Linked DNA regions of Mus musculus: all the other regions are linked to region 3. A link is a loop called in an ENCODE intact Hi-C map of the cell type or tissue named here. Cell type or tissue: heart. All regions are shown on one strand. Links, peaks and the distances in the headings refer to the core of each region. The heading gives the core; the rest is flanking DNA. Region 1 holds the start of Gm24263 (a small nuclear RNA gene). Region 2 holds the start of Smc5 (structural maintenance of chromosomes 5). Region 3 overlaps Gm34012 (a long non-coding RNA gene).

Region 1 (10,587 bases), core at 1,383-9,382, 230 kb after region 3:
TCAGAAGACCCGCTCTCGTTACTTTTGAAAACTATTATCTCTATGTATTAACTCAGGGCTCTCCTCTGTTTTCCCCCCCAGCACATCTGACAACTGTTACTAGAAGTACAGGCTACTGGTTTTACAGAAACCATTTCATCTTAATTTTGGTACCAGTTAAAATAAGAATGTACTGTGTTACAGTCACTTCAGAGTACACGTATAAAGGGCACAATCAGAGCGAGTGTGCTTATAAGCCTGCATTCAGTGAATGTATTGGGAGACTAGGTCTTGGTGGTGTTCCTTTTGAGTTTCAAGAATGAGAAGTTTTCTTAAATAGTAATGCAAGGTCAGTAATGTCCGCCAAAGGGATGCAGTGTTTTATGGTAACAATTATTCTGGAAATAAGGTCGCCCCATGGAGCCCCAGGATAAGTCTGCGCTAATTCATGCTGCCTTACGGGGCAGTGCCACCTTTTCTTCTCCATTTCTACTGCCTTGGACAGTCACCAGGAGCACCTGAATAGCAATGCACCTTTTCAACAAGGCAAGCTTGAATTTTTTTATGCACATACACTCAACAATTTTTATAAATGTGTTAAACAATTTGACCCATTTTTATCATAAATATTTTTAGTGAAATTTTTAGTAGTATGAGTTCAACCACATTTGATAAACTATGGTTTTTTTATTGACTTATTTAGAATTGTATATATGTGTGCAATTGTGTGGCTAATCAGCTGTCTAAAACTTCAAAATTGCCTAATAAAAGATCATTTAAAAATCCTCTCATTAGCAATTAACTCATTACTACATTATTTGTCTTTATCAGAACATATCCATTATATAATTGCAAATTCTAATTTGAAGCTCTATTCTGCCATAATTAAATGTTTTAAGTCACCTTATCAGTGACATTACTACATACTTTCATGTAATAATTAATATATAAAGATTATTTTATTTCCCATAATAATCTCAATTTCCCTAAATTTATCTCTGGAATTAAATTCTAAAGACACAACTTTTCTTTTAGCTTTTAAAATTAAATGTATTTGTTGGGGAGTGGTTCTGGCTTTCACTTAAGAGTCTGTTCTCTGAGTAGACTCATCCAGCAGTTGGTGGAAACAGATGCAGAGACCCAAAGCCAAACAACAGGCAGAGCTTGAGAAGTCTTGTGGAAGAGTGAGAGGAAGGAATGAGGGAGCCAGAGAGGTCAAGAACACCACAAGAAGACCTACAGAGTTAACTAACCTGGGCCCACGGGGGGCTCACAGAGACTAAACTACCAAACAAAGAATATGAATGGGCTGAGCCTAGGCCCCTTACACACAGGTAGCAGACCTGCAGCTCTGTTCTTCATGTGGGTCCCCTAACAGAGTAGGGGCCTGTCTCTGAATCTGTTGGGAGTCTTAGATCCCTTTCCCATAGCTGGGCTGCTTTGTCTGTCCTCAGTGGGAGAGGATACATTTAGTCCTGCTGTGACATGATATATCAGGGTGGGTGGGTATTCGCGGGGGCGGGGGGGGGGGGCTCCACTTCTCTGAGAAGAAGCATGAGGGGAATAAAGGAGGAGGATGGTAGGATGGGACTGGGAGGAGAAGAGGGAGGAGGCTGCAATCCGGCTGTAAAGTGAATAAATAAACAAATTAATGGGGAAAGGGGAAGGAATAGGCTCTCTCCTTCTACCTACCACACGACCGAACTTGATTTGGCGGGTTTATCTGCAAGTATCTACATGTACTGAGCCGTATCACTAACCAGGACACAGAATCTGTTGTTGCTTTTGTGTTCTTGGTGCCCAGAAACAAAATCAAATGAGCAAATGAATTTAATCTCTCCCTCACCCCTGAAATGGAAATGTTAGTAGCATTTTTCACAGATGAGAAAGCCAAGCATCAGTACTGCGGATGTAGCTCAGTGATAGAGCACTTGCTAAACAGAGCAAGGCCTGGGCTTTGATCCCAAGCACCATGAAGACAACAAAGTGAAACAACAGAATATCAGAAGGTGGAAAGTTACTTAGGACTGCATAGCTCTGAAGTGGCGGTAAAAGTCAACTTCTTAGCTTTGCAAGGCTGTAAATCCGCTGGCCCCATCTGTGAAGAACACCATGCCTCTCTGCATGCCACACTACTTAGAAAATAAAAATACTCAGCCATACAAAAACCAACATCCCTGGGTTTATAGAGGAAAACTAACTTCATTATGTAATAAGACAGGATTGTATTAATGAAAATTTTTCCTATGATTAATTAGACACTGAGGTGCAATTGGATTTTGATGTACATTAGGCATCATAAATCCCTCACAGCATTGGTTCCACCTATAAGTATATTACATTTGCTGAATGAAGGAACGAACACTCTTCACCCACAATTATCTGAGTTCATAGTGAGGTATTTGTGCTGTGTGACAAATGAATAAAGCATTTCTCTGGCATCCTTGACAGTGACATAAAGTCTTCCGTAATCATTCCAGCTAACATTTATTGAAGACCTACTGTTTCCAGAGACAGGCAAAGATGTCGTCATAGGCATTAACTTATTTAATCCTAACAACAACCCGTGTGTAGATCCTAGCAGCAGGTTCATTTTCTAGATAAGGACATTTAATGTTTTCCAGATCAGCAGTCAGTGCAAGACCCGGGTTTGAAACCTAGCCTGTTGCCCATCCTGTGTTCTAACCTTCTCTAAAACAGCCTCCTCAGCCTGCTAGCTTCTCCCTCAACTCCATCAGCGATGTGGATGATAGAGTAGCCGAAGGTTCTTAGCTTCCGTCTTCTAGGGTTTATTGGCTATACAAATAGCTCCAATATGGGGCTAAGGAGGTGGCTCAGTCAGCAAAATGGTGCCCTGCCACCATTAGGACCTCAGTTAGGAGCCCCAGGCACCTTGTCAAAAAGCTTGATGTGGTGGCCACTCGATGAGCTCTAGGTTCAGTGGGAGACCCTGTCTGGAAGGGAAAAAAAAGAGAGGAGTGGGTTAGTGGGTTGGAGAGACAGCTCAATGGCTTAGAGTATCTTTTTCAGGCAGCAAGGAAAGAGGTAATTATTACTGGCAGTTGCTAAGAAACGACTGCCGGGTTTTTAGTGTCCGTTTTAGAGTCAAGGAGGTGGAAAGTGAGCGGAGTGACTCACCTTGCCTCATTTGTGCTCCTTGCAGGTTTCATGCTTCACTTTCCTCTCCAGGTTGCCTTTAGCATTTGACTATATTCAGTGTGGATGGAAATAGAGGCAGATGTAAGCACAGCTTCCGTAGTATCTCCAGGTTTAGCAGTGCCCAAGAGGGAGGCACACCAGTTACTAGGTGCTACTTAACCATTTAATCCCAGTCTCTGCATTTATCCCAGTTCTCGGCAGCACCTAAACACCCAAGCTCTTGAAATAGAGACAGCTTTCCCTGCAGATTGGCTTCCCTCTTATGATTCACCATCTGCAATGGTGATTATTTATGTAGAGAGGGGAGGAATTGCACAGATATGGAAAACGCAGTACCTCTGATGTGAGGTCTGGCTTAAGATGGAAGAACTAAGTTCAGAGATGATAGCTTAAGATACCTGTGCTCTGGGCGTCTCAGCAAGCATGGAGGTTACAAAGACATGCACAGATTAGTGAAGACAATGGGATATGAGACAGCCAGCACAATTTCAAGACAAACGATGTGGTCACGTGCTCAGACTCCAGGGGAAAGCCCAGGAGCGGCGTCTGACAGTAGAGATCCACGGTGGAGCTTTCCAGAGGTCTGGATGCTTTTGTGACTTACTCTTGGAGGGATAAGACTTGGCTTCCTTGATGTCTCATCCCTGTGTTTCCCCATACAACCAGAACTGGGGAAAAATACGTTTTCATAACTAATAAGTTTTCTAATACGACTGGATTTCTGGCATGTGGATCTCTGTAAAGACATAGCACATACCAGAAATTAGGCCCCCTGCTCATGGATTCTGGATGCCTCCACTCAAATTCTGACTCGGCTCCTTACAAACTGGACTTGAGAGTAAGTCTTTTTTTTAACCCTCTGGATCTTTTTCCTACTTTGCCAAAAGAGATAAAGTAGTTACTATGAAGAATAACAAAAAGTAATAGGTGATAAGACATAGCAACACACTCCTGCTGTCCCAACACTTGTGGGGCTGAAGAGAATCACAAATTCAAAGTCATCCTTGGTCCTGTAAGAAATTCAAGGTGGCCGGTGCTAAATAAAACTTGGTCTCAAAACAAAGTGAGGCCCTCAAAATACCCAACAACAACAACAACAACAACAACAATGTAATACATACAAGAACATAGACACATTAAGTTTTGGACACAAAAGTCTTCCCAGTTTATGTGATAAGGAATTAGTAAAATTCAGTTATTTTTGTGTCTCTTTCTGTATAAGAAAAGCATGAGCTTAGAGTGCCATCTTAAGGATAAAGCAGCCATAGAATCCTACCAGGTCACCTTCCTTTTCTTTAACCAGTGGCTAAGCAAGGTCTTCTCCTTCCCACCGATGTGACTGACTGTAGTTCTCCTGATTTGTACATTAATTCCTCAAAAAGCTTGTGCAAAGTTAGACTTCTTTACAGATCCATCTTTTTAAAAAATTATCACCTAATTTAGTTTTCATGAGCTGTGTCTGGATTATTTAATTGTTCAAGAAAAGCACTTAGTTTATCACAAATGTGCACATGGGTTCCAAATACCAGAAGGAGTATAAAAGGTCGCCTTGGAGGTCTATAATAATTTCGTTGGTCCTTTTGGTTGTATACTACTTTTTAATCTGGATAGCCCCTCTTCTAACACTTCATAAATTATTAGACTGCACAATGAATGATTGCATATTATAAAATATGCAATGGATTCAAATCCAACCAAAAGTCTCCTAAAAACAGTTTTTAAATAAGGCAGGAGGGCCAGTTAGATGGCTAATCAGATAAAGATGCTCACTGCTAAGCCTGATGAACGGAGCTTGATTCCCAAAACCCACATGGCAGGAGAGAACAACGCCTGTGAGTTGTCAAGTGACCTCCACGTAAGTGTTCCCATGTGACGTGGAAATTGCTGGTTTCTTTGGAGACTCAGTCTTGTCATGTGATGTTTCTCTGGAAACTGTCTTATGAGAGGATGTTTTTGTTGAAGCAGACACATGGAAGGATGGTTTGCTAAGAACAGACATGTGGCAGGGTTGTTTGTTTGTTTGTTTTTGAGGCAGCCTAGAAAAGGGGCCTATGATGTTTTGCTAGTGCAGATGCTTGAGAGAACATGAGATGTTTGGAAAAGATATAAATCTAGCCCAGTGGACAGTGGATGAGGCTCGACGGTGTTGGTATGCCTTGCCATTCTTTACTGGTCATTGTTTGGCTTTGCTGAAGCTGTTCTTCGCTGAAGATACCAAGTGGTATTGGTACACCTTGCCACACAGCCCAGAAGGGCAACTAGAGATATGGCCACTGCTGCTGCATCTTGCAGTGCTAACCCTGCAAGGGGGACGACAGCTCAGGGCTGAAGTGATACCTGCATGCCCAGTGAGCATGCAGGGCTGTTGGCACTGAGGGCAAGGAGGTATGCAGTTGCCTGGAGTTTATGCAGATCCTGCCTTCCAACCCTCTGCCCAGCCACAAGATGAGCCTGACCCTGAACAACAGCAAGACCTTTGAGATGAGTCTCAGAATAATACAGTATTTATGGCACTTTAGAAAACAGAAACCTCATTGAATCAGACCAATGACTCATTCCAATAAAAATTTGTACATAAAGCTGCTTGGGAAAAGCAATATATACTGTGTGCGACGTGGCAATTTGCAACGCCACTTTGATGGTGAATGTTTGATGGAGAGTTAGGAAAGATGGGTGAACGAATGGCATATATGCTAGAGAGAGGTAGAAGACTCACCAAGGTAGAGATTTGGTGGCATCAGCAGCAGGTATGGGGGTGCACATGAGGTGGACAAATGAGCTTGTCATTGTCTGAAAGGACACATAAATCCCATTTGTCTCCATTTAAGGATCAGACCTGATTTCAGGGGGTGGGGAAAGAGGCCATAAGGTACCAGTTCCAGGAACAGACCATAAAATCCAGAAACAAGGTCATAGCCCACCCCCCAAAGAACAGCCTGGGGAAAACCACAAAAATAGGGAAATAGCTTATCTCAGGATGGGCCATCTGTGCTGGGCAGCCCTATCTCATCCTATTGTTAAATGTTCATGACATAAGAATGCAAACCACTGACCACCTGGTACCCCCTAGCACTCACCAATGAAATTTTAGATTACCTAATCCTAGAGAGTCCCACAGTTCCCTATAAGAAGGCCTGAGTGCTCTTGTCTGGGGTCACCATTTTGGAGAATGGTTGACCCCGCATGCTAGATGCTTCTTCAGAATAAATGTTGTTTGTCTTTGCAGACTATCTGAGTCTGGGGTCTTCCTTCAGTGATTTTCAGACCCTTACATGCACAGTAGAACCAGCAGGGAGGTGTGCAATAGCCTAGAACTCACATGGGCTTTGCCCGCCAACCCAGCAACAAGCTGCTCAATCACACAATCACCCTGGCTCTGAGCAAAAGCAAGATATACACACGAGTTGAAGAAAGGTTCATTTTCTGGATGACATGTTGCTGTCCATAGTCTGTGCTGCTGCTGGAAGCCATGTTAATGTCTGTGATCCTTGCTGCTGCTTATTGTCATAGGTGGGAATACTTCTTCTGCAGTGATATCAATGACTGCAGACTCAAAATTGAGAATGAAAGTCATTTAAGGCTTCTGAGGAAACCTCTCCCCCACCAAAAGGAGGGTGGGACAGTCCAGGCAGGAACCCATTGAATAGAGTCCTTAAAACTTGTGATAAACACGCTGAAGCATAGCTCTTCACAATTGATGGCTTCTGGCTGAGATGGGGTGGGAGGGGTGGGAATGGACTCAGTTATCTTTAAGGGGCTGGCTGCTGGGAGCTTGACCATGCTCCAATGAGTATATGAGCAACACAAATTAGACTTAGTGTATTTGTGGGGGGCAGGTCATAAGAGTAGGAGGTGGATCTGGAAGGGATGGAGAGCAAGTATGATCAGGGGTATTATATGAAATTCCCAAATAATCAATAAAAATATTGTTAGAAAAAAATATGAACTGCTTCACAAATTTGCATATTATTCTTACATAGGGGCCATGCTAGCATTCTCTTTACTATTCCGGTTTTTGTGCATGTGCTGCCAAAGCAAGCACAAGTTAGAGCCAACCCTTCTAGGATGTATAACCAACCCCCTGGGCTTAATTTCCAACACGGGAATAAAAATGTTTTTATTTAATTAAAAAAGATAAAGTACAATAAGTGGCATCCAAATGTTGGTAGCAAACAATAGCTGTGGAATTGACCTAAAAACAGAAAGAAAATTATGCCTAGAAGTGGAAGCCCAGCCACCTTCCTGGGGCAAGTGAGGTCATGGGCATTAGAAAAGTATGTACTGCCAGTACTTGGCTAGACCAGTACATTTCCTTACTAAATTCTAAATCATATCTTTATACATATCGTGTAGCTACCACTCCTCACTAAATAAGACTCTCTTGACAGCAAGTGGAGACCATAACAGAAAAACCGTAACTTGATACAGTGCAGAGGTCAAGGGATCATGGAGAAGCCAGCCCCACCAGGTACATCTACATCATAGTGCCTGCCATTGTGGCTCAAGGAATGTTCTGGAAGAGAGGTTAGAAAGATTATAAGAGCCAGAATATTACCACATTTTTGTGTGTGTGTGTGTGAGAAAATCTTCCCCTAGGAATGGCTGAATAAATAAGACAGGAATAATGGCAATATCAATAGATGTGCAAATGTGGAATGGAGCAAAGCTACCACAGGTTCCAAAAAAATTATAGGCAGCTAGTGACCGCTGAGAAAGAGAGAAATAATCTCTCCCAAAGATAAGTCCTGTATTTATTGGTCAGCCCTGAATATATATATATAGAAACAACAAAACACAATTCCAGTGGGTTGTATTTATATTGTGTTATGTTGTACATACATACATATGTAAGTAACAATGAAAGAAAAGGAGGTTATCAAATTGAAAATTGAGGAGTCATGATATTCTGGAGGGACAAAAAGGAAGGGAAAATGATAATGACTGATAAAGTTAAAACTTCAGGGTTGACGACATGGCTCAGGAGGTTAAGGAGCTTGCTGCCAATTCTGCATGAATTGACCTGAATTCAACCCTAAGAACCCACATAGTGGAAGGAGAAAATCAACTTCTGCATAATAAATGACAAGTGCTGGCACGGAAGTGGGAAAAGAGAGAGAGTCTAATGAACCGCTAGTGGGGATATAAACTGATGGAGCCCCTATGGAAATAACTGTAGAGGTTTCTCAAAAACATATAACAGACCTATCATAGGATCCAGCCATCCCAAACTAAGGCAGACAAGGAAACAAAGTAGGAACTACCTTACCATAGGGACGTTCACATACACCAATTGTTGCGCTATTCGCAAGAGCCGAGGTATGGGGTGAGTGTTTGTTCTCATTTCTTCATGACTGTCATTCGGACTAGAGTGAGCTAGGATCTCCAGGCAATTTTCTTTTTCCCTAATGCATGAGGGTGTCAAACAGTTTCTTAAAATATTTATGGGCCATTTGTACTTCTTCTTTGAGAATCACTTGTTCAATTTATGCCATTCTTTGGTTTGGATGATTTGGGGCTTTAATTTAAAGCGTTCTTGTTTTGTTGGAGGTGCTTAGCTTTTTAAGTTCTGTATAGATATTAACTCCCAGTCAGCAGTATAGTTGAGCCAGTCTTCCTCCCGCCCTGGAAACTATCTCCTGACTCAGCTGATTGCTTCTCTTGCAGTACAGAAACTTCTTAGCTGAGTGCAATTCCATTTATCAATTTTTGGGAATTATTTCCTTAGCTAGTAGAGTCCTTTTCAAAAATCCTAGATGATGCCTATATCTTAAAGTGTTTTCCTTAACAGTTTCAGGACTTTAGGAGTTACCTAAGATTTTTAGTGCATTGTGAGTTGATCTCTGTACAGAGGACGTAGTTTATTCCTGTACGTGAAGATAACTAGTTTACCATTTGTTGAAAAACACTACTTCTTCACCAACGTTATGTTTTTTTATATAACTTTGTCTACATTTCTCTGCTGTAGCTGTGTAGGTTTGAGTTTCCATATATTGCACTGATCACGTGTCTGTTTAGGGTCAGGGCTCTGCAGTGTGCAGCGTTCGCACTGTATCACAATATGGAACCAGGCCTGTTCCTCCTCCGAAACTGCCTTCTTGGATTAGCATTTGTTTTGACCTTTTTTGTCTTTTGTGTTCTAAAATTTTTTGTTTCTTTTTTCCTAGTTCTGTAAGAACTATTATTTTGATCGGGGTTGCATTTAATTTGCAGTTCTTTTTTTGGGGGGGGGGTAATGAACCATTCCACGATATTCTATTAATATCTGAGTGTTGGATATCTTTCCAACTTTTAGCATCTTCTTCAATGTCTTCAAATTTTCACTGTTTCATGGGTATTTTTTTTATCACTTTGAAGCCATTTTTAGTTTTTTTTCCTGGTTTCGTGTGTGTGTGTGTGTGTGTGTGTGTGTGTGTGTGTGTGTGTGATTTAAACCATCAGTTGTGTGATTTTTATATCCTGCTATTTTTAATGTGTTTAGCAAGATTTAATGTGTAAATACAGATGATTTGAATTTCTTTTTCCTAGTTATATCCCCTTTATTTCTTTCTCTCTTATTGCTGTAGCTAAGACTTAAAGCACTGTAAGACTTTAACGGCTTGAACGAGTGGAAATTTTGTCTCATTTCAGATTTATCAGAAATGCTTTCAGTTTTTGCCAATTTAGTGGATATAGGTTTGCTATGTATGATCTTTTACTTTATGTTCAGATATGTTTCTTCTATTTTTTCAAGACTTTTATCATAAGAGTAGGCTGAACTTGGTCAATTTTTTGTACATATTTAGATAATTGGATACTTTCTGTTCTAAATCTAATTAAACAGTAGACTAATGAATTAAATTTAGTGGTTTGTAGTTTTTGAACCAATCTTGCATCCCTAGAATTAAACCAATTTAGTCATGGTGTATGACTGATGAATTTGTTCTAGAATTTGCTAAATCTTTTGATTTTGTAGCGTTTGTTTCTTCACACACATACCCTTTCTTCTCTTGCTTACTATAGAGAAAATCTCTTGTGTACTGTGTGGAAGCATCACCTGTCAATAAAAATCTGATGGCCAATGACCTGAGGCAGGATTAGAAGGTGGGACATATGGCAGAGAAAGAGATGAACTCTGGGAGACAGTCAGGCATGGAAGAGATTTGACACCTGGACTCTGAGGAAGTAGGACACATGAAACTGAGGAGAGGTAACTAGCCCTGTATTAGAAATAGAAGTGTCTAACTGGGCTAAAGAAGTACTAGCTACTCAGGCAACAAGCTAAGCAGATGGCCTTAGCATTTATTCCTACATAAATAAACCTCCAAGATGTTATGTGGGAACTGGGATGCATGTGGAAAAGCCCATGGTTACAGTGTACTGTTATTCTAGTGTGGTTTATTCTTTCCTGGGACCTGCCTCAGAGCAGGTTTGTTTTTTTCTCTTCATTCTTAAATATTCTTTCAACTATTT
Region 2 (10,587 bases), core at 930-8,929, 250 kb after region 3:
TCATCTGACCCATGCCACCAGGGTCTGCTCTACTGTGCTGCCTAGGGGAGGTACAGGGCCAGCTCTCCTGAGAGCTGAAGCTGTCAGGGGTAGGGTGTGTGGGGTCTGGTCTCCAGTTCTCATGACCTTGGGGCCAAACTTCCAGCCTTCTCTGTCGGTAGGGAGGAGTGGGGTGAGAGCATCTCTCCCTTGTCCACACCACCTCAGAGCAGACCAAGGACAGGCCAGCTGAACCTCACTCATGCCCTTGGGTGGGCTCATCTGCTTCCATAATCCAGGGTCAGCTCTACTGTGATACCCAGGAGAGGACACGGCCAGCTCAGCAAAGTGCCTCAGGTAGCAGTTCAGACCGAGGACATCTGCATGGCCTTTGATGGTAACACAGACCCAGACATCCTCCCCCCATCCCCCGTCCCCCGAGAGCAACATGAGCTTAATGTCTTGTGGCCTCAGGTAGTAGCACAGGCCACTCAGATCAGCATGTCCCCCATCGCCATCATGACCCTCAGGCATCCATATGGTCTCTGGTGACATCCACTTAGCATTTGGTGCTAACTCAGGCGACAGACATTGACACAGACCCCAGCCGCAGCAGAACCATGGATACCGAATCCATCAGCAGTGTCTTCTTCTCTCCCATCGCGCCACTGTGTATTCCATCTTCTCCATCTCTTCATCACACATCCACCCATTATAGTGGTGCCCATGGTGGGCACTTGGGTGTCTTTCTTCTGGCTGCCCCAGGCCAGCAGGACAGGGGCAGGTGTTTCTCAAAGTAGTTCTTATCAATGGAATGAAAGACTCCTGATACAGCAAGACAAACGTGTATACTTTCGTGTGTGAGTGAAAAATTTAAAGCATATTTAAGAAGCATATGTTACTAAGTCTACCGGAGCATCTTTGGTTCACGATAATTTTCAATCACACAGAGTCTAACCGAAGATAATTATATAAATCAATAACAATAACAGTATTCAATGAAATTCTAATTACCTAAAATGATTTTATGAAAATGACATGAAAAGTAATATATCAAGTGATGATCAAATACAGTATAGATAATACAATGTCTGTGTGTATTGTATTATTTTTATCTTTGAGAAACAGAAGGAACTCACCATACATGTACAAGAAGACAGATATTAAAACTACACTAAGGCTAGAGAGATGGCTCAGCAGTTAAGTCCACTGACTGTTCTTCTAGAGGTTCTGTGTTCAATTCCCAGCAACCACACGGTAGCTCACAACCATCTGTGATGGGATCTGATGCCCTCTTCTGGTATGTCTGAAGACAGTGACAGTGTACTTACATACATAAAATAAATCTTTTTTTTTTAAACTACACTAAAATCTTAAGAATTAACTTGAATAAAGAAATTACAAGTTTTTTCCCTTTACAATTGTTTTCCTGTGTGCTCCCCAAGTTCCTATGCTTCATGGGAATTGTTTCTATGGTTGGATTTCTTTTTATTGTATGTATGGTGTTGTGTGAGTGAAAGCACACGTGTAAGAGTCAGAGGATACCTTCTAGGAATTGGTTCTCTCTTTCTACTGTGGGACCCCAGATTGCAGCAGATACATTTATGTGCTTCATCATCTTGCTGGTCCAACCTTATCCTTCTTTCAGGATGGTATCTGTTAGCTCTCAGACAGTTCCTATATATAGAAAAGCTCAACCTGGACTATAGAAGGATTCCTGGCATTTAGATAAAAAGCAGCATTCCTCTGGAACTCGTGAAATGCTTTGCTATCTCCCAAGGGAATCATTTCCCTTGCCACTGGCAGAAGGAACCTACGGCTGCACTGACCTGCACATCACAGTCCATGCTGGCCTCCAGGCTCCCCCGCCCCCCCTCACAGATGCTCATTATGCTTTCCCAACCCCCACACTAACATCTTGGCCCCTCTCACCTCCTACTCAGTCTCTTTAAAACCCTCATTCTCCCTGCCCTGCTTTCCTGGAGAGATGGTCTTGGCAGCTTGGAGTAAGCTTTTCCCTTCCAAGCACTGAGCGGCCATTTCAGTGGTTTCTTTACTGTGCTTTCTGATACAGTGGCAACCATGACGAGCCAGTTAAAACCCACAGTATGACTGTCTTTCTGCAGTCATCCAAATTTGGGGATTTGTTCCCAACTTTTAAGTTTAGAAACATAACTTTAACAGCATTCTAAAAGTCTCATCCTGGCACGAAATGGTAACGCTGGTCCCATTAACTCTTTAACTTTAATGGTGAAGCTCTTAAGTCCCACCATTGCTGGTTATATTCTTATTTGTCCATAGAATAAATTCCCTCATAACTAATTACTTGTTCAGAATCTGACTCTCCTCTCCTCCCTCCTTCTCCTTGATAGGATTTGTGATCTTCCTGGCCAGTATACTGAGTGTTGAGACTGCAGGCATACACCACCATGCCTGGCAACCTTTAAGTTCTTGAAGCCAAGAATATACCAGCTATGTGTAGAAGTACTAGCAGCATGGTATCCTAAGCACTGGGTCTTTTTATTTCTTCCTGTTACTTGAACATTTTACAAGGTATTCCTTAATTTTTACACACACACACACAGAGGCACACACACACATCAAGTACCCATAACAAGTTTATATGCTTTCTACAATGATTATGTTTTCTTTCATTTTAACTTTTACTGAGCAGATTCCATTTGTATGAGAGAAAGAAGCAGGGGCCTGCAAAAAGGAGTGTTGGTTCTAGTGGTCAAAAGAGGACTCTACTGCATGGGATTTCTAACTGGCCTCCCCAGGTCTCCTTTCAATGAGTTTTCCACACAGCAAGCAGAATGACTGAAAAGCTTTAATTAGATCACAGGCCTCTCCTACTTAAAACTATTTAATGGTTTATCTTTATTTCCCCATTACCCTAGTCTCTGGCCGGTTATTATTGGTTGGGTGAATGTTGCCTATGGGCTTCAGGGGCATAATCTTTGAAAGGGCTAATGAGATGAACATGGGCACAGGGAGGTAGAGCCATTCCTAAAGAAGCAGGGAATTTAAAGACCCTGAAAGGACCCCTATGGAAGATTTAAAGGAAGGATTGAAGAAAGCGAAGGGGATGGTAACCCCATAGGTAGACCAACAATATCAACTAACCTGAACCCCTAGGAGCTCCCAGAGAATAAGCCACCAACCAAAGAACATACATGGGCTGGTCCAAGGCCACCAGCACATATGTAGCAGAGAGCAGCCTTGTCTGGCCTTAGTGGAAGAGGATGTGCTTAGTCCTGCAGAGACTGGATGCCCCAGGGAGGGGGGATACCAAGGGAGAGGCACCCTCTCAGAGTCAAAGAGGAGGAGCGATGGGGGGGGGGGGGAAGAACTCTGGGGGGGGGAGAGAGACAACATTTGGGTTGTAAATAAGTGAAATGCTTAATTAAATAAAAGAAAGAAAGAAAAGAAAAAAGAAACCCTGAAGGGAGAGGCCATCTGGTGGCTGCACTGGAACTGGTGGCTGCACTAAGGAAGCAGAAGTAGTAAAAGTTCAAGACCAGCCTGGGCTCTCTAGTGAGTAGTAGTCCATCTAGAGCTATATAAAGAGTCTGTCTCAAATAAATAAATAAATGTATGTGCTGGGAGATAGCATGATGGCCCAGTGGTTAAGAGAACGGACTGCTATTCTAGAGGACCTGGGTTCCACTGTCTGTAACTCCGAGATCTGACACCCTCACACAGACATACATACATGCAGGCAAAACATCAATGCACATAAAATAAAAATAAATAAATTATACAATAAAAGGACTAGGAAGTGTGAGTGGGCAAGTAATTAATACACTCTTCACAATCTTGAGAGCATCAGATGGTTGTTAGTGCCATGCTTCCAACAACAGGCACAGTCAACAGGCATCTTTTCTTTGGAGTTCATTTGAGCACCAGGGAAGGAAACTGCAATGTAGAACATAAGACAGATGAAGCCTGGAGTTCTGGGAGGGACCGTTGCAAAGTAGTAACACACACACACACACACACACACACACACACACACACACACACACACACACACACACACACACGAGAAACACACAGAGACACACACAGAGACACACACAGAGACACATACACACACACACACACACACAGACACACACACACACACATCGCACCTCTGAGGCCACCGGGGAGCGTTGGTCGGGGCGTGGCCTCGGGTTTGCGGGGCGGAACCGCGCAAGCGCATCGGGGCCGCGGGGGCGGGGTCAGGCGGGGTCAGTTAGCGCGGGAGCCGGGCGCGGAGGCTCCTGGGCTGCGGCTCGCCGGGAACGGAAGCCGCTGCGGGACGCGGAGGAAGCCAGGATGGCGACTCCGAGCGGGAAGGCTGCTCCCCCCAACCCCCAGGTTTCCAAGCGGTCTCTCCCGAGAGATGCTTCCTCCGAGGTCCCGAGCAAGAGAAAGAACTCGAACCCGTTGCCGACGCTGCCGCGGCCGTCCGGGACCTTCGTCGAGGGCTCAATCGTCCGCATCGCCATGGAGAACTTCTTGTGAGTGGCGGCAGGCCGCGCTGGGCGGGAGCAAGCGGCCCGCAGGCCCGGGGCGGTGGGCTGTGCCCGGCGGTGGGGAACCTGTGCCAGGCTAACCCTGAGGCATTCCCTGCCTAGGCCACGAAGACTGGCCGTGTTGGCTGTAGTAGGCGTGTGGCCTGATGTTTTTATCCACCCAGTGGTTTTGGAAGGCGTCGGCTCTAGGCAGTAGATACGAAGGGGCCGGGTCTCTAGTTTGTTAATCTGCGAATCTCGATCTACCACGGACCTGTGCACTTCACAAAACTCGACAGTTACAGCAGAGTGGCAAATTTTAAAAAGTGTACACGATTTCCAGAATGGGCAGATGACATGGTAATGGTTGTTGATTGGAGATTAGAGTGTACCAAAGAAATTAAAAATCGTGTTCCCAGTTTTTGTACCTCCTTGCAGATTCTTGCCCCGTCCAATCCTCCTTTCTTCCTTGCCCCGACCCCAACTAGTTGAGTAGATTCTAAATGTTACCAGAAATATCATTATCTGTTTATCATCTTAGAGTTATCTTTTCGAGGTATTTTTTCTTAAATGTAGGCTTGCATAATTTATAGACCCTTAATAACAATACCATTTTTTTTTCAAGCAGTTGTGTATCAGGTGTTCGTTTGTTTTATTTACACATCGCTGCGTTTCTACCTGTCTTTGTTGATGACATAAACTCATGGCTATTGTTTTTTTGCCCCGGTCTGTATAGATTCTAATAGCAAAATTGCTAATTTGAATCCTGATCAGGAAAGGTAACTGTACTCAGCATGAGGTTATCTGCTGTAACTTATCTACCCAGGATTTCATGGGAGGCACAGACTGAAAAGGCTAAGTCCATCCCCAACCATCAGAGCTTTGTGAAGAAGATACTAAAGTAGAAAAGGAGGGAAGACGATTACCCAAAGAAGGAACTGCCTGAAAGCCAGTTTGTAATGTTTCGTGAGTGACCTTAGGTAGAATGTAAGAACATAGGTGAATAGAGGTTGGAAACGATTGTTCCGGCTTGTCTGTTACTATACTAAAGAACTCCAGCATCATCCTGCAGGCAGGCGGTCGGGAACCTGTGATTTTGAAAGGGTGCCAGATAGCAAGCAAGAATATTTAAAGTAAGAAAGCAAGAATGCAGAGCTGAAAGGGTTATTTGATAAGATCTGCCTATAGATTGTGAGGCCTGAGAGTGGAGGAGTGTGTCCTAGTTCTTCCCAAGTCTGGCTCTGGCTAACCAATCTGGTTATTCAAGAGAGAGTAGTGGGGGGGTGGAGTGGACGGAGAATAAATGATGAATGCAGTTGAGCGCCTCTGTCTTGAACTTTCCTGTGGGATAGCTAAGAGAGATGTATGCATGGAGTTTCTAAAGGCCTCGACGAGCTCAGAGAGAAAAGAATAAGTCACAGGCTTGGGAGTCCTGTGTATAGGTGGCTATTGATGTTACAGAAATCTTTGAAATTACAAAAAGGAAAATATAAATTGGAGGAATTAAAAAGTGTTTATTGAGGAACTGAAGGGGTCTGCAACCCTATAGGTGGAACAACAATATGAACTAACCAGTAACCCCCAGAGCTCGTGTCTCTAGCTGCATATGTAGCAGAAGATGGCCTAGTCAGCCATCATTGGGAAAAGAGGCCCCTTGGTATTGCAAACTTTATATGTCCCAGTATAGGGGAACACCAGGGCCAAGAAGTGGGAGTGAGTGGGTAGAGGATCAGGGCGGGGAAGGAAAGGGTATAGGGGACTTTCAGGATGGCATTTGAAATGTTAATGAAGAAAATATCTAATAAAAAATTGAAAAAAAAAGTCTTTATTGTAAGAATGAGAGAAGATGAGCGCAGAGATCTCCTGTACTGGAAGGTGAGCTGAGACTCACGGGGGACTCGTCAGAGAGGCTTAGTTAAAATAATCCTTGAAGTAACTGCTCCATTGAACTCGTAATGAGACCGAAGCCTCCTACATTGAGCAATTGGAAAAATGTTTTCCCTTTGATCAAGTAGTACAAAAGAAAACTTTTTAGACCAAGGAAGAAAAGCTTGGACCAAAACAGCAAAAAGAAAAAAAGTAGGTGAAAAATGCAGAGTTGGGTATGGTTTTGTTTATTTTAATAATATAAGATTTTAGATTTGGGGGGGTATATTCAGATTTTCTAGAGGAACAGAACTTATAGAATACATCTATATCCATATACAGAAAGGCTTCTTATTAGAATGGCTTACAGGCTTTGGTTCAGCTTGTCCAACAAAGGCTGTCTACCATTGACAGTGGCTCTAAGAAGCCAGTAGTTATTCTTACTTTGTCCATGACACTGGATGTCTCTGCTGGTCTTCAGAATCCCAGAGGTAGGCTCTTGATGCCAATGAAGAAATGGACTTGTCACTGAGAGCAAGAGGGGAAGCCAGCAGGCAAAGAGAACAAGCTTCCCTCTGTGTCCTTTATAGAGGCTTCCAGCAGAAAGTGTGGCCCGGAGTAAAGGTGGATCTTCACACCTCAGAAGATCTGGATGAAAAGTGGGTCTTCCCACTTCAAGTGGTTTAAGAAAAAAATCCCTCACAGGTCTACCCAGCTGCTTGGGTTTTAATTAATTCTAGATGTATTTAGGTTGACAACCAAGTTGTCACAGAACGAGTCTGAGAGAAGTGAGTCCCAAGCAAGTAGGGGGGCTAGCTAAGCTTAGAGAATTCAGATGGACTAGAGATAGGACAGGAGGTTGCTGTGAGCAAATTAAGTCAGATAGGTTGAGAGTAGAGGGAGAGTTATAAGCTAAAGGAAGCACAGATTAGTCAGGAAACTAGAAGAAATATATAATAGAATTTAGAGTTCTGAGTAGAGATAGAAAAAGGAGATAGGAAAAAGTTGAAACTAGGGCTGAGTTACAAAGCCTTTTTTTTTTTTTTTTTTTTTTTGGTTTTCCGAGACAGGGTTTCTCTGTATAGCCCTGGCTGTCCTGGAGCTCACTTTGTAGACCAGGCTGGCCTGGAACTCAGAAATCCGCCTGCCTCTGCCTCCCGAGTGCTGGGACTAAAGGCGTGCGCCACCACGCCCGGCTACAAAGCCTTTTAAGGTGTGTGTGTGTACAGGTGTACACACACATGCATGCACACACATATATAAAACCAGGAGTGGACATCATATGGCTTGGGGCTCCAGTTACAAGTGGTTGTTAGCTGTACTATGTTGGTTCTGGGAACCAAACTTGAAGCCTCTGGAAGAGGATAAAGCTCTCATCAGTGGACTCATCTCTCCAGCACCACCTCTTTTTTTAACAAGTGATACTAGATTTCCATGTGTATCCATGTAGTTCTTTGTCACATGCATATTTTTGTTGCCACCTGGCTTTTTAACGTTTTAAATGTTAAAGTTGGTATGCTTTGTTAAATTATTTATATATTTAGCATATTAGTAGCACTCTGGCATTTATACTTAGAGATTAGTTAGGTATACCTAAGCACTAAAAACCTAGAGAAGGGATATTTATGGATTCTAATTAAGGATTTTGAAAGGCAAGCTAGAGAAATGTCTAGGTTATAGCTTACTTCATATCTTGCCAAAGCTGCCTTGATAAGTAATGAGAATTAAATACAGATTAAAAATAAGTAATAAAGACAGACATCTTGCTCCGTTAGTCCTTGTCCTTATGAGGCAGAGGTGGGCGGATCTCTGCATCCAAGGCCAGCCTGGTCTACAGAGTAAGTTTCCAGGATAGCCAGGGCTACACAGAAACCTTGTCTCGAAAAACATAAATAAGTAAATAAAAAAACTAAAATTAATCTTAAAAAATATGTAGAATTAAAAAAATCACTTAAATTAAGAGCTCACAGAAGCAGCAGATTTAGAAGCAGATATATAAAACTTATAGGGCCTGAATATAAATTATTTAATTCCTGTAGCTATGGACTAACTGTGCAGGGAGGATGCCATGGTGTGTACAAGGGTTACAGCTCTCTCTGCTTATGCATCCTTGCCTTCTCCTAGAGAAACGGGGATTATCAGAACTAGTCTGTCGTGGATTCTTGTCAAGGCCCTTTTTGAAAAAAAATTTTAATTGATGATAAAATGAAGCTATTGATTTAATGATTATTTTGTCATTTGAATAATTGTTAGATTGCTTTAAATATTAAAATATGAGAAGTAGCTACTGTTTTAATTCAAGAAAAATAGTAAATGTAAGACATTAGGAAAGAAGCCATGACTTCTTGTACCAATTTGTTTTAAAATTGTTTTACAAAAATAGAGGTAAAAATAAGTGCAATAGCTTTGATATAGTCTCCCAAAAGAAGCTAAATGGTTTCAAACTTGGGTTGTCGCTTGACAGAATCTCTCACTATGTAGCCCTGACTGGCCCCAAACTCACAGGTTTATTTTAACCAGGTTTTTAAAGCCCTGCCTCCTGAATGCTAGAATTAAAGCCTTGTGCCACCATGCTGAGCTCCTGTGGTCTTATTTTACATCTGCATTGTTACTTTTCCATTGTAAGAGTTTTCCCTCTAGAAGTTGATTATTTCAAGTTTACAGGGTTGAGTATAGAGTTAGGTGATAAAGCACCTACCTAGCATAGGAAAGACCCTGGCATGGCTCTTCAGTCCTCGTGCTCCTAAATATATGAATAACCTTACATTCATAATGGTAGCTGGCTTTTAAATGAATTATAAAAGGGTTGTGGACACTGATAATGCAAAGTAACAAGAAGATTCATTTACAAAGAAAAGGGTTTTCTCTTACTTCTGCTTAATGATATTGCTCCTTTACAATTCAGAACATATGACATCTGTGAAGTGTCTCCTGGGCCCCATCTGAACATGATCATTGGAGCCAATGGAACAGGGAAGTCAAGCATCGTGTGTGCCATTTGCCTCGGACTCGCAGGCAAACCTGCTTTCATGGGACGTGCAGATAAGGTCAGTTAACAGAGTTTCCTCTTTGCTTTTTGGAATTTCAAGACAGGGTTTCTCTTTGAAGCGGCTCTGACTGTGACTGCCCTGGAACTACATCTGTAGACCAGGCTGGTCTCGAGCTTAGAGATCTGCCTGCCTCTGCCTCCCGAATGCTGGGATTAAAGTTATGTACCACCATGCCTGGTTTATTTAAATTACATAATTTTAAAGAAAATTCAGAACCATTTGTTTCTAGAAACAAGTTAATTTCTGTATTTTAGGTTCTTACGTATACCAAATGAGCTTTCTTTTACCTAAAACTTCTAGACGGGCACTGATAGTCTCGGGAGAAAGTTCTGGTTACTTCTAATATTGCTCTAAAACAAAGAACTGATAACAGCAATCACAGACAGAGAAAGTTTCTTCACTAAAAAAGAATTTTCAAATAATCCTGATGCCTTAATAGGGAAATCTGTCAGGGTTGTTAGATACCTGGTTAGATGAAACTTGGTTGAATGTCTGTCCATTAACAGTAAACAAAATGATGTAGTAAAAAGTACTGCCTTTTGTTGTCGTTGTTGTTGTTGTTGTTGTTTGGGGGGTGGGTTGGTTTTTTAAAGAGCTTGTGTGTCTGTGGAGACTGGAAAAGGGTGTCCTATCCATAGCTGGAGCTAGAGTTACAGTTGTGAGCCATCCATTCATTGTGGGTGCTGGGAACCAGATTTTGCTACTCTGCAGTAGTGCAAAGTATGAGGGAAAGTGAGATAGTTCAGTGGGTAAAAGTGCTTGCTAGCAAGCAGGCAACTGAGTTCCATCCCTGAAGCCCACTGGTTGGGAGGAGACAGCTGATACACACACGGGACATGACATATGTTCTGTTGCAGATAAATATAATTTTAAAAGCTTAAATAAAAAGTATTTTGGTACAGCTTAAAGTGAACTGCTGAGAGCACTGCAGAATTAGAGCTGTATATAAGCATTGTAATATAATGCTACAGAATTGAACCAGTATACCCTAAAATTAAATAAATATTTTTTAAAAGCAAGCTATACCAGAGATATTTGTGGGCTAGAAAAGATGCTTTGCTCTGTTGATAAGTTAGCCTTGTGACCTTTAACAGTCGTCCGGACATCAAACTTTGATTTAGATGATAAAGAGGTTGAAGTAGTTAATTTGCAAAGACTAGCTTGGATTTTTCTATATCCTTTGTCAAGTC
Region 3 (10,587 bases), core at 1,544-9,543:
CCTCTGCCTCTGCCTCTGCCTCTGCCTCTGCCTCTGCCTCTGCCTCTGCCTCTGCCTCTGCCTCTGCCTCTGCCTCTGCCTCCTCGAGGATTGGGACTGAAGATTTGCACCACTGCACCTGGCTTTGCACACTGAAATTTTAGCCCTCTGATTTAGATTTTTCCAATGTGACTAACATTCCATAATTGTTCTTTCTTTGTGGCTGTTTACAGGAGCATTCTCTGGACCTTCTCCCTTTAGGTTGCCTGCATATATCATGGAGGTCCTCAAAAGCTTCTTTTGCCTTATTGTGGGATTTACAGAGATACCCTCCTGAGTCTTTGTTTCCAGTAGAATCTCCCTTCCCACATGGCTTTGTAGGTTTGAGATAGTCAACCTGAAGTTAGGCTTATTCCCAAAGTCTTCTTTGTTGTGTGTGTGTGTGTGTGTGTGTGTGTGTGTATCATTGTAGTGGTTATGTGTGTATCTACTGTGTTTCCCTGATTTTTTTTCAGTATGCTTGTCATTGGTATATAGGAAGGCTCCTGCTTTTTGTTGATTTTGTAGCCCGCCATATTGCTGAAAGCATTTATCATCTCTAAGCATGTTATGGTGGGGAGCATTGAATTGCCTACACACAGAATCAAATCATCTGCAACCACTGATTCTTTGACTTCTTTTCCTACTTTTATCTTTTTATTTTCTTCCTTTATCTTGTCGCTAAGACTCCAAGTTTTCTATTAACTAGAAGTAGAGAGAGTGGATGTGCTTTATCTGGTTTTTTATTCATAAGTATAATACTTACTTCATAAGACTAGTTTAGAAGCTTTCCTCATTTATCTACCTTATGGAATAAATTAGATATTTTAAGTGCTATTTCCTTGAAGTTCTGCTAAAGTTCTGCAGTGAATCCATCTTGTCCCAGACCTCTTGAGGTGAGAGAGTCTCTGTTGATGCTTCATTATTGTTGCTGGTTGTAGAACTGTTTATTCACTCAATCCTTTCACTTTGGCTTAATTTGGGCATTTCACATGCACTTAGAAATTCATCCACTTCTTTTAAGTTTCTTAAATTAGTAGAATATATGTTTTTAAGGTATGTCCTTATTATTTTCTGAATTTTATTGCTACCTTTTGTAATGTTTCATTTCTCCTATAATTTTATTAATTTAGGTCTTCTCTTCCTTTGTTTTGGTTAATTTGTCCAAGTGTTAAACAATCTTCTTTATTATCATTGATATCTGACTTTTTTCATTATAATTAATTAGGATACAAAATCTGATTTTAATTTTCATGTATATGATGAGACTTTCTTTGTGTCCTACTATGTGATCAGTTTTAGAAAAAGTTCCATGAGCTGCAGATAAGAATGTATAATATAAAGTGTTTGAATGTAATAATATGTAGATATCTGTGAGAACTATTTAACATATCATGACATTTAACTTCAATGTTTCTATGCTTAGTTTTTGACCAGTTGACCTGTTTATTGTTAAGAGTGGTGTATTAAAGCCATCCACTATCATTGTATTGAGATTAATCTGTGTTTTCATATATTGTAATATTTATTTTATGAAGTTGGGTATGCCCATGTTTTGTGGAAATGTTTTTGAACTGTAATCTCCTCTTGGTAGATTATTATTATTTTAATCAGTATGGAGTGACCTTCCTTATCTCTTCTGACTAGTTTGGGTTTAAAGTCTAGATTGTTAAACATTAGACTACCTATACTTTCTTGTTTCTTAGTTTGTTTAAAATAACTTTTTTGATCTCTATGTTAAGGTGGTCTCTATCTTTGATAGTGATATGTATTTCTTGGTGGTAGCAAAAAAGATGGGTTCCTTTTTCTAATCCAATCTACTAGTCAGGCTTTGACTGGGGAGTTGAGATCACTAATCTTAAAAGTTCTTGTTATCCTCTCATTTTGTTTCTTGTTAATGTTTTCTTGTACCTCTTTTGTTTAACTACCTTCTATTGCTTCTTAATCCCTTGCGTTCTCCTTGGTGCATTTGTCTATCTCTTCAGTCCTATTCAATTATCATCTTTAGAGTAACTTAGGTGTCACAAACTCCTTTAGTCTGCTTTTAACCATGTAACATTTAAATTAACTATAATAGATAGTTTTGCTAGGTATAATAGCCTGTTTTGGCAGTTGTGATCTCTCAGAACTTAGAATAATCTTGCCAAGTCCTTTTGGCTATAAATGCACTTAAATGTTTTCTGGTGGACCTGCATTTGTAAGTGACTGGACACTTCTCTCATGCAGTTTATTTTTTATACCTTTCATTATTCTGTATTTTAGTGTTTCAACTATAGAATGCTATGGGGAGTGTCTTATATCATCCTGTATATTTGGTGTTCTATAGGCTTTGTAGTCTCTGGATGAGTGTCTCCTTCTTCAGGTTTGGTGAATGTTCTTCTGTGAGTTTATTTTTATGCCTTTGATGTGACTTTCCTTCTTCTGTGCCCCAAAGTAGAAGATTTGGCCTTCACACACACACACAAATACACACACACACACACACACACACACACACACACACAAACACACAAACACACACAAACACACACAAACACACACAAACACACATACACACACATACACACACACACACACACAGAGAGAGAGAGAGAGAGAGAGAGAGAGAGAGAGAGAGAGACAGAGAGAGAGAGACAGAGAGAGAGAGTTATCATTGCCCTATCCTTTATCTTGTTTTCAAACCCCAATAGTGTTTTAAATGTGCCCCATTCCATTAGTGAGGCTTCCCACTGAGGTTTATTGAGCTTCTTGCTTTCAGCACCATTTCAGTTTGCCTTCTCTTCAATAACTGTATTTCTATATTGAACTTTGTTTTTCTGTCTTAAACTGTCATCCTCACTTCATTCAGCTCTTTGTTTTTATTCTCTTGAGTACATTTATATACATTTTTTGAGTTGTCAAACACAGAATCATTCTTCTGAAGTAATTGTCTGAAAGTTCTCCCAGGTCATTCTTACTAAGGGTCTAGTATTATGGGAATAGTGATTCTTGAAAACATGTTGTTTGCTATTTCATGTTATTTTTGTTTCCACACTAGAACTAATGCATTTGGAAGCAGTTTGCTAGTTGAGGTTTTTTTTTTTTCTCTTCTTTTTGTTCACATCAGCTTCCATCTTTCCGTGAAGGTGTTTACAGTGTTCAGAGAAAATTAAATAATAGTAGTAGGATAGAGAGGTCATTTTCCTCTGTGCAACTGCTATTTTGGGCTCCAGGCTCTTTCTGTAGTTATCTTCTGAAAGTCAGCTACCGTCTGCACTAACAGTTGTTATCCAAAGGCCAAAACACCCCCTACATTGTCTCTACTTCTGCTGTTCTTTGGTGTGGCTCTTCCACACTTGAATGCCCTTTATTTTACCTCTGACCCAGTTTTCACTTCCACAGCCTGCCATATATGGTGTGGAATTCTGTGTATGAGGTGCTTTTACCTGGCTCATCTCCTTGCTCTTCCCTCCCTGAGTCCACATCTTCCAGCATGAGTTGTGAAACTCCCCTGAAACTGTATCTCCTTGCCCTGGGTATCCCCTTATATTTATTACTTCATTCAGGAGGACTCCACCCTCATGACCTAATTACTTCTCAAAGGGTTAACTCTTAATTCCATCACATTGAGGAATAGGGTTCAATGCATGAATCATGGGGCATCGACTTTCAGTCTACAATGAAATGTGTTACTTACTTTCATCTCTGGGTTTTTCGTGTGATTTAATTAATGCTAAGCAGATGCCCCTAAGAGCTTTGGAAGACAAATGTTCACATCATGGGGCTGTTTGGGAGCAAACATGGTAGGCAGATGTTTGGGCTCTCATAGCAATTGCAGCTGAGGGCTCAGTGGCTTTGTGGGTATCAAGAATCAGAATGTGGAGAACCCACTTTCACAGAGATCAGCAGAAGTGGTGAGGGACCTTCTGATGGTAGCAGAAGTTACGAAGTATGGTTCTGGAAGCTGATCCTGGAAGCTCAGCCTAGTGCTTGATTCTAAGAGTAAAGAAAAAAATTAGAAGTCACAGAGTAAAATATGACTTGCAGGGGAGATTTTTATGATGTGCTAATGGGATCTGGTGTATATATACCTTCTCTTTCAATAGTCATGTCTAAAAGTACGAGACTGTTCAGTGGTTTTATTTCTCACTGCCTGGGAATGCTTGTTTGCACAGACAACCTTATGTCAACATTGACAGCTACATGAATAGGAGTGAGGCAGACAATACAAGCCACATGACCCACTACTCATGAGGTCACATAACATACATTATCTTTTCCTCCTTTTAATATACACCATGCTTTTGATCTTGAGATTCCTCAAAATCTTGACTCCCTACCCCCCTTTTACTTCAGACTCATTGAAAGTGGATATTTGCCAATAGCAGATGAAAAGCTCATTTGAATCAGGTGGAAACATGATCCTAGAGAAACAAATACCTGGACACAAACTTTAAATGATTAGTCTGTTTATTGTAGTTTCCCCTCTCCTCTAATCAGTTTATGATTATTAATTTTTTCCCATGTAGATCTTAGAGTAAGATCAAACAGAAGGCTGAGTGGTAAATCTGCTCCAATCCACAGTCATGGTTTCCTTCTATTAACTCTTTCACTACTGTGAAATAACCTCAAGATAGCAGCCTGCAGTTGTTAGGTCAGACATACATTAAAAGTAGAAGTGCCAAAGAAGGGAACACTTAATGCTGGTATGGCCTCTGTGCAAATCAGTGTGGCAGTTCCTCAAAGAGCTGAAAATCTACCATAAGATCCAGCTATGCACCTCTTGGGAATATATCCGAAGAGCTCTCTATTATCTCACTACAGACTTATTAGCTAATCTATGTTCATTATTCCTAATAGCCTGGGCTGTTAAGAATCAACCCAGAATCTGCCTAGCTACCAACTGAATTACTACCCCCATGTCATTCTCATATCCACCACTGGGTGGCACCAGCTGCCAGGTGTAAGATTGGCTGCACAGGACAATTTTCTTGGGGCTGCTTGTGGCATTCCCTGTGCATCACTTTCTGGGATGCACAGAAAGTGATGCCCAAGGGAAAGTTCTGTCACAGGTTTGCTGAAAGCATGTACTAGGGTGGGGCTCATGTTTGACCACTTGACCTCTTCTTTCTCAGGCATTTCTGCTCTTTAGATCCCGTCCTTGTCCTTAGAGGACTCAGTTACCGACTAGCCAGTGGCTGGCTACATTTGTTCTTCCAAACAGGGAAGTGAGAAAGAAACTACTCAGCTGGTCATGAAGCCTGGAGTTCAGATGGCCAAAGCACACAGGTCACTGAAGGAGGAAAAGAAGACAGATTTGAAGTCATCAAAAATAAAAATGTGCATCAAAGAACATTACTGAGGAAGTAAAATCAACTTTCGAGCAGAAAGTGCATTTGCAAACCACATATAAAGTTTCCTGAAGAGTAAGGAATTCTTATGGTGCGATAACTAATAGACTAGAACTAATTAGAATAATCTAACTTAAATATGGGCAGAGGGTAGGACAATGCCTACAATATATACATGAAGAACTAGCAAGGAAAACAGAAGATGACCCACACCATTAGCCCTAGGGGAAATCAAACCCTAAAAAGGCCTTGCTACCGGGATGGCCATCACTTACAAAAAAGGGGGGAGTTACTTCTGAAGAGGAGACACAGACTCCTCGCCTGTACTACTGGAGTACAAAACACTTGCAGGCACTGTAGAAAAATTAGGCGGTCCTTTTTAAAGTTATGCATTTCTCAAAAAAAAAGTTACTCATAGAGTGGGGTATGGTGGCTCACACCTGTAATCCTGGCACTCTTGTGAGGCAGAGGCAGGCAGGGGTCTGTAAAATCAAGGCCAGGAATGGCATCATAATAAGATCCTGTTGAATAAAAACAAAGAAAGAAAGTTAGACTCAGAGTCACTAAACATGCCCCAGAAATCTTATACACAACACAATAATAAACACACACACAAATACACACACACACACACACACACACACACACCACTTAAGCACGCTCACCCTAGAAGGGTAAGTACAGTGTATACCTATGAGTGGAACTTCTAGATCACATGACATTCCATGCTTGGCTTTGTGAGAAACTATCATCCCATTTATGGGAATCCCCCCTTTAAGTCTGCTTCTTCTACGGCCCAAGGCACATGATGGCAGGGAACACGAAGTCAGCAGGGAGTGCTAGCTGTAGCCAAACATTGAATAAAGACATTCCTTCCACATGAGCTTTTATTGAAGACTTACTATGTGTGCCAGGTACCAAGGACACAGATCGGTTAGGTTATCCTCCACGGTAAAGCTGTGGCTTATGGCTGAAGGGGCGCATACTCTGCTGGGGAGAGACTGTAAGATACATGAACACAACCTTATATGTAAGCAGAAACTGAGTTGAAACAGGCCTGGGTTTTTATACAGATGATGGTATTAAGCCAAGTTTGCTTGAGTGGGCCGAGGATTGGGGAGATGAAGAAGCCCCCCAGTTGTGGAGATGCAGATCCTGGATGAGGGCTCAGGGCACTGCAACAGTTTGGATCATCTCTAGAGCTATTTAAGATTTTTGCAAGTTGCTTTCCTTACTGTTGTAGAAAATAAGATTGACTTAAATAAGGTAGGAAAGTTGTTGGGGAAAGATTATAAATTAAATTTCTGTCTGATTTGGAGCCATTATTGGCACCTGAAAGAGGGTGTTTCAGAGGCTTATCTTTAGAACGGTTGTATGACTGACGGGGTTTTTATGAGCAGTTGGGACGGCAGGGAAATGGAACTCTGCATACTACCAATTCTGACTAAATGTCCCCATACTGTCTAACTCCTTGGCATGACACACTTGTGACTCAGACTGAGGTTACAGCAGCAGGAGTTGTTCTTGGAGATACAACATTTTCGTTGGTTGTTTTGAGACAGGATCTTGCTATGTAGCTCAGGCAGATCTCCATCCTCATACCTTTGGTCTCTCCTTGACTGCTGAGGTAACAGACATGTACCACCATGACTGTCTGACATACAGTGAAAAAAATCTGCTCATTTTCCTTTCTACTGTATGCACAGAAGCAAGACAGGGCACGATGAAAATGCCTTCTGATGGCCAAAGCTCAGAGCTCATCCTCTGTCCTCTCCAGTCTTTTTCCTTACACACTAACCTTCTCACCTATAGCAAAAAAATCATGTCATATATATAAATATACATGTATACATATATGCATGTGTATGTACAATATATATTACATATATACATATACACATATAATATATTATATATATGTGTTTTATATATACATTCAAATGGAAATTAGAAAAATAAGTTTTAAGACAAGAGACTAAAAATCGGAAGACTTGACCTTCTAGCTGTCAACAATGCCCTAAAAACCTGAGTTCTTCTCATTCCCTTTCTACGAGATGGCACCTTCTCAAATGAGCTCTTCTTGGAGTCTCAAAATGGCTGTAAGCCCTGACCTGTGTGCTCCCTGTCCACCTCGACAGCATAGGAAAATGTCATCCCAGCATCCCCCATGGAAGTCCTGAGGTCACTCTGCTGATCTCGCTGAGGTCACGTGCTCACCTCTAATCTAGTTGAGGTGGCTAAGCGGTGAAAGCAAAGCCACAGGCCAGGTGGCACGCCTTATGCCTACGGGCAGGAGTCGTTTCTAAAAGCATGTAGCTCTCTGAAATGGCATCAGAGGTCTGCCCTTTACTGATGTATTTCCAAGAGCAGCAAATTGTTTCAGGTCCACTTGCAGGCACACCTAAGCTTATCTCTAGCTAGATAAGCTAGAAAAGTAGTCTAACTTTTCTCAGCCTAAGCATTCCTACTTAAGTCGGAGTATTATCTAGAAACAAGAACCATGTGGAAGAGTCCAGAACTGTGTGGAAGCTTGTGGCCAGAGACACACGATCACAGAGAGGTGGTCAGCGGTAAAGACTCCTTTCCCCTGTAACAGTGATGAGGTGATGTCATGACTTCAACTCTCCAGACATCTGTTGGGAGGTTCCTGTTGCTAAAAGTGGAAGGACTGATTAGAGGACAAATTGCACAGAGCCTCCGCTCATTTCTAACCAAAAGGGAAAGCCAGTTGGTGTCCCAGAAGGTATGGTGACCGTAGGAGGAAGTGACTGAATCATCTCGGAATTTGTAATGGCAGGGAAGAGGAACAAATGGGCATGTTTAGACACACCCATTGGCTTTTCTTCTTTTAATCTGAAATCAGTAAAATGAGTTTGTAGTGTGTTTCTAAAAGGGACCATCACTTACGAAGAACGCGTAGCTTACAATAAAAGGATGCTTACTTTGTAATCATGGCTTATTCTAATGACGGGGATGCAGGGAGTGTCCCTTACAACCACCCAAAGAGAGGAATAGAAAGAACAGAAACAGAATTTTGAAGGAAAAGTGCACAGTCAAGGCTGAGCATGAGACCAGAAGCACAGATTTGTACCAATAAATCATACAGAAAAGCCAGCAGGGAGCAAGTTGATTGAGACTGGAAAAATATTAAAAACTAAGAGACTCTTTCATCTCTACCTTTGTGTGTGTGTGTGTGTGTGTTTATGTGTATGCGTGTATGTGTATTTGTGTGTGTGTGTGTGTGTGTGATTTGTGTATGTCTGTATGTATGTGTGTGGTGTGGTGTGTGTGTGTGTATGTGTATGTGTGTGTGCATGCGCGCAAGCACTCACATGCATGGGTGTGGGTGTATAGATGGGCAAAGTGGGAAATGGCCACTGGACCAGGCAGTTTTAAATCAGACAGGGGAATGTGGAGTTATCCATTTGTTGCTTCACTTGTCCCCTGCCCACTCCCTTTAGAAAAAGGCTTTCCAATGTGGAAAGGCTAGCATTGCAGAGAAAACTATTCCAAAAGAAAAAAATACCCCAGGAAAAACATTAGCCCATCCGGATTCATTTCTGTAACAAAGACAAATAAATGGCATCCCCAGATAATTAAGCAACTACCATGGGATGTGAATGGCCTCTTTCAAAGAGAGCTACATCATGATCCCTGAAACCTGTGACTATGTGACCTCTCATCGTGAGTAGGACTTTACAGATGTGGTTAACTAAAGCTCTTGTGATGGGAAGATCCAACTACCTAAATGGGTCCATTGTAATAACCAATGTTCTTATGAGAAGAAGGTTGGAGGGTCAAAGAAGCAAAAGAGGATGTGGGGAAAGAAACAAAGGTTGGAGTGATGCCTCTGATGGCGGCGATAACCAGCCAGGGAATGTGAACAGCATTTAGAAGCTGGGAAAGGCAAGGGCAGGGATTGTCCTATCAGAGGCTCCAGGAGGAACCAGTCCTGCCAACACCTTCGTTTTAACTCAGTGAAACTGTTGTTGTTTTTGTTTTTTTTTTTTTATTATTTCAATGCTGTACTATAACAAATCTGTGCTGTTTGAAGCCAGAAACTCCATGGAAATATGTTTCAGCAGCAACAGCAAACTAATACAAGCCTGGTGTTTCCGAGCTAGAAAACCACTGTAAGAGGAATGGCACAGAAGAGTGGCAGTGAGCACATCCCAGTATTATCAGGTGGTACAGGATGCACAAGTATGACACTTGTCATTGATAAAAGTTTGAATTTGCTTATTATAGAAGTTGCCTGAAAATACTAGAAAAGAATGTTAATACCAAAAGCAAGCTTATAAAGGAACGCATTCTCTTCAAATAGGGTGATTCTGGTTTTAAAGTTATTAGGTTTATTTTTCAAGGACACATCTGTATCAAACAAACAAACAAACACTCAAAGAAGGTTTGGATAAAATCCCTAAGGATAGTAATTTGCATATAAGAGAAACAAATGTAGACCAAGTCATGAAAGATTTAGGGAGATTTATAGTTGACTGAACAGATGTACCAGAGTGTGTTGTCTACTGGAACAGAGCCATTTAGGAAAAACAAAAGCAAAAGGCAGGCCAGTCTTCTCAGCCACCCTTCATTAGTAATGTGCATGATGCTGTAAGGTACATTGTTACTACATGGCCAGCTCTGCAAAGAACATGGGCAGCTCTGCAAAGAGCATCCTTACTGCATGGGCAGCTCTGTGAAGAACATCGTTATTACATGGGAGGCTCTGTAAAGAATTTCCTTGCTACATTTTGTAGATAAAACAGTTGTTAAAACCATAACTGAAAAGAATTCATACTAAAAAGGATCTTCCTAGATTAGAAAAAGTGAGCAGATGCTAGAAGCGTGACAGGAGGGAGTGACAGTCAGTGCCGGCACAAGGCTTAAAATTTGTGAACTACAGCATAGACAATGTACGGAGACCTGGAATGCCAGCGATTCTTATTTCAGAAAAAAAAATATATGGAGATTTTATTTGATGATGAATGGAATTCAGGAAGAACATGGTCAAATTATAACTTCATTGGGTGGCAATATTAGAAACTGCCTAGATCCACTGCTGCTGGAGGAAGTATCAAGTTTTTCTCAAAACACAAGCAGAATGCAATGTGAGAGGATCTGAAGAAATAGAGAGTATTTCTTATATTTCACCTGAAGTGTGACCCTTGTCTTCTTGACAGCAGAGATTTGTTCTGTTTGAACATTTTTTAACTTACTATTAGTTCTTTGTGAATTTCCC

What was found. Peaks named below come from ENCODE experiments on the same cell type or tissue, not always from the same donor. Only the 100,000 strongest peaks of a DNase experiment are listed, where the experiment ranks them.
Region 1: a loop joins it to region 3, with 19 times the contacts of the local background. A loop is called at or near these places in 10 of 42 quality-filtered maps.
Region 2: it touches region 3 in a loop (2.7-fold over the local background); 3 of 42 quality-filtered maps call a loop at or near these places.

Annotation. Positions count from the first base shown.
Region 1 is chr19:23,292,922-23,303,508 of GRCm38, reverse strand. It overlaps Gm24263 (a small nuclear RNA gene), which reads right to left and starts at 7,180; the gene lies at 7,074-7,180. Gm41821 (a long non-coding RNA gene) reads right to left here and starts at 3,579. Exons shown (of 3, transcript XR_877770.2): 1 at 3,118-3,579; 2 at 2,666-2,933. It overlaps Mamdc2 (MAM domain containing 2), which reads left to right. Exons shown (of 14, transcript NM_174857.3): 14 at 1-900. In heart, for the core only: a CTCF peak has its summit at 4,389; no DNase peak of the experiment used is centred there.
Region 2 is chr19:23,267,534-23,278,120 of GRCm38, reverse strand. Smc5 (structural maintenance of chromosomes 5) reads left to right here and starts at 4,224. Exons shown (of 25, transcript NM_001252684.1): 1 at 4,224-4,487; 2 at 9,253-9,394. The coding sequence starts at 4,303. It overlaps Gm33950 (a long non-coding RNA gene), which reads right to left and starts at 4,213. Exons shown (of 2, transcript XR_386613.2): 1 at 4,116-4,213; 2 at 3,762-3,897. In heart, for the core only: no CTCF peak of the experiment used is centred there; a DNase peak (open chromatin) is centred at 4,200; H3K4me3 peaks cover 2,084 bases; H3K27ac peaks cover 1,247 bases.
Region 3 is chr19:23,518,274-23,528,860 of GRCm38, reverse strand. Gm34012 (a long non-coding RNA gene) reads right to left here. Exons shown (of 3, transcript XR_386614.2): 2 at 6,251-6,349; 3 at 5,809-5,869. Among named protein-coding and RNA genes, the nearest start is that of Gm34012, 27 kb to the right of the region's middle. In heart, for the core only: a CTCF peak has its summit at 4,936 (motif pointing right); a DNase peak (open chromatin) is centred at 4,950; H3K27ac peaks cover 1,175 bases.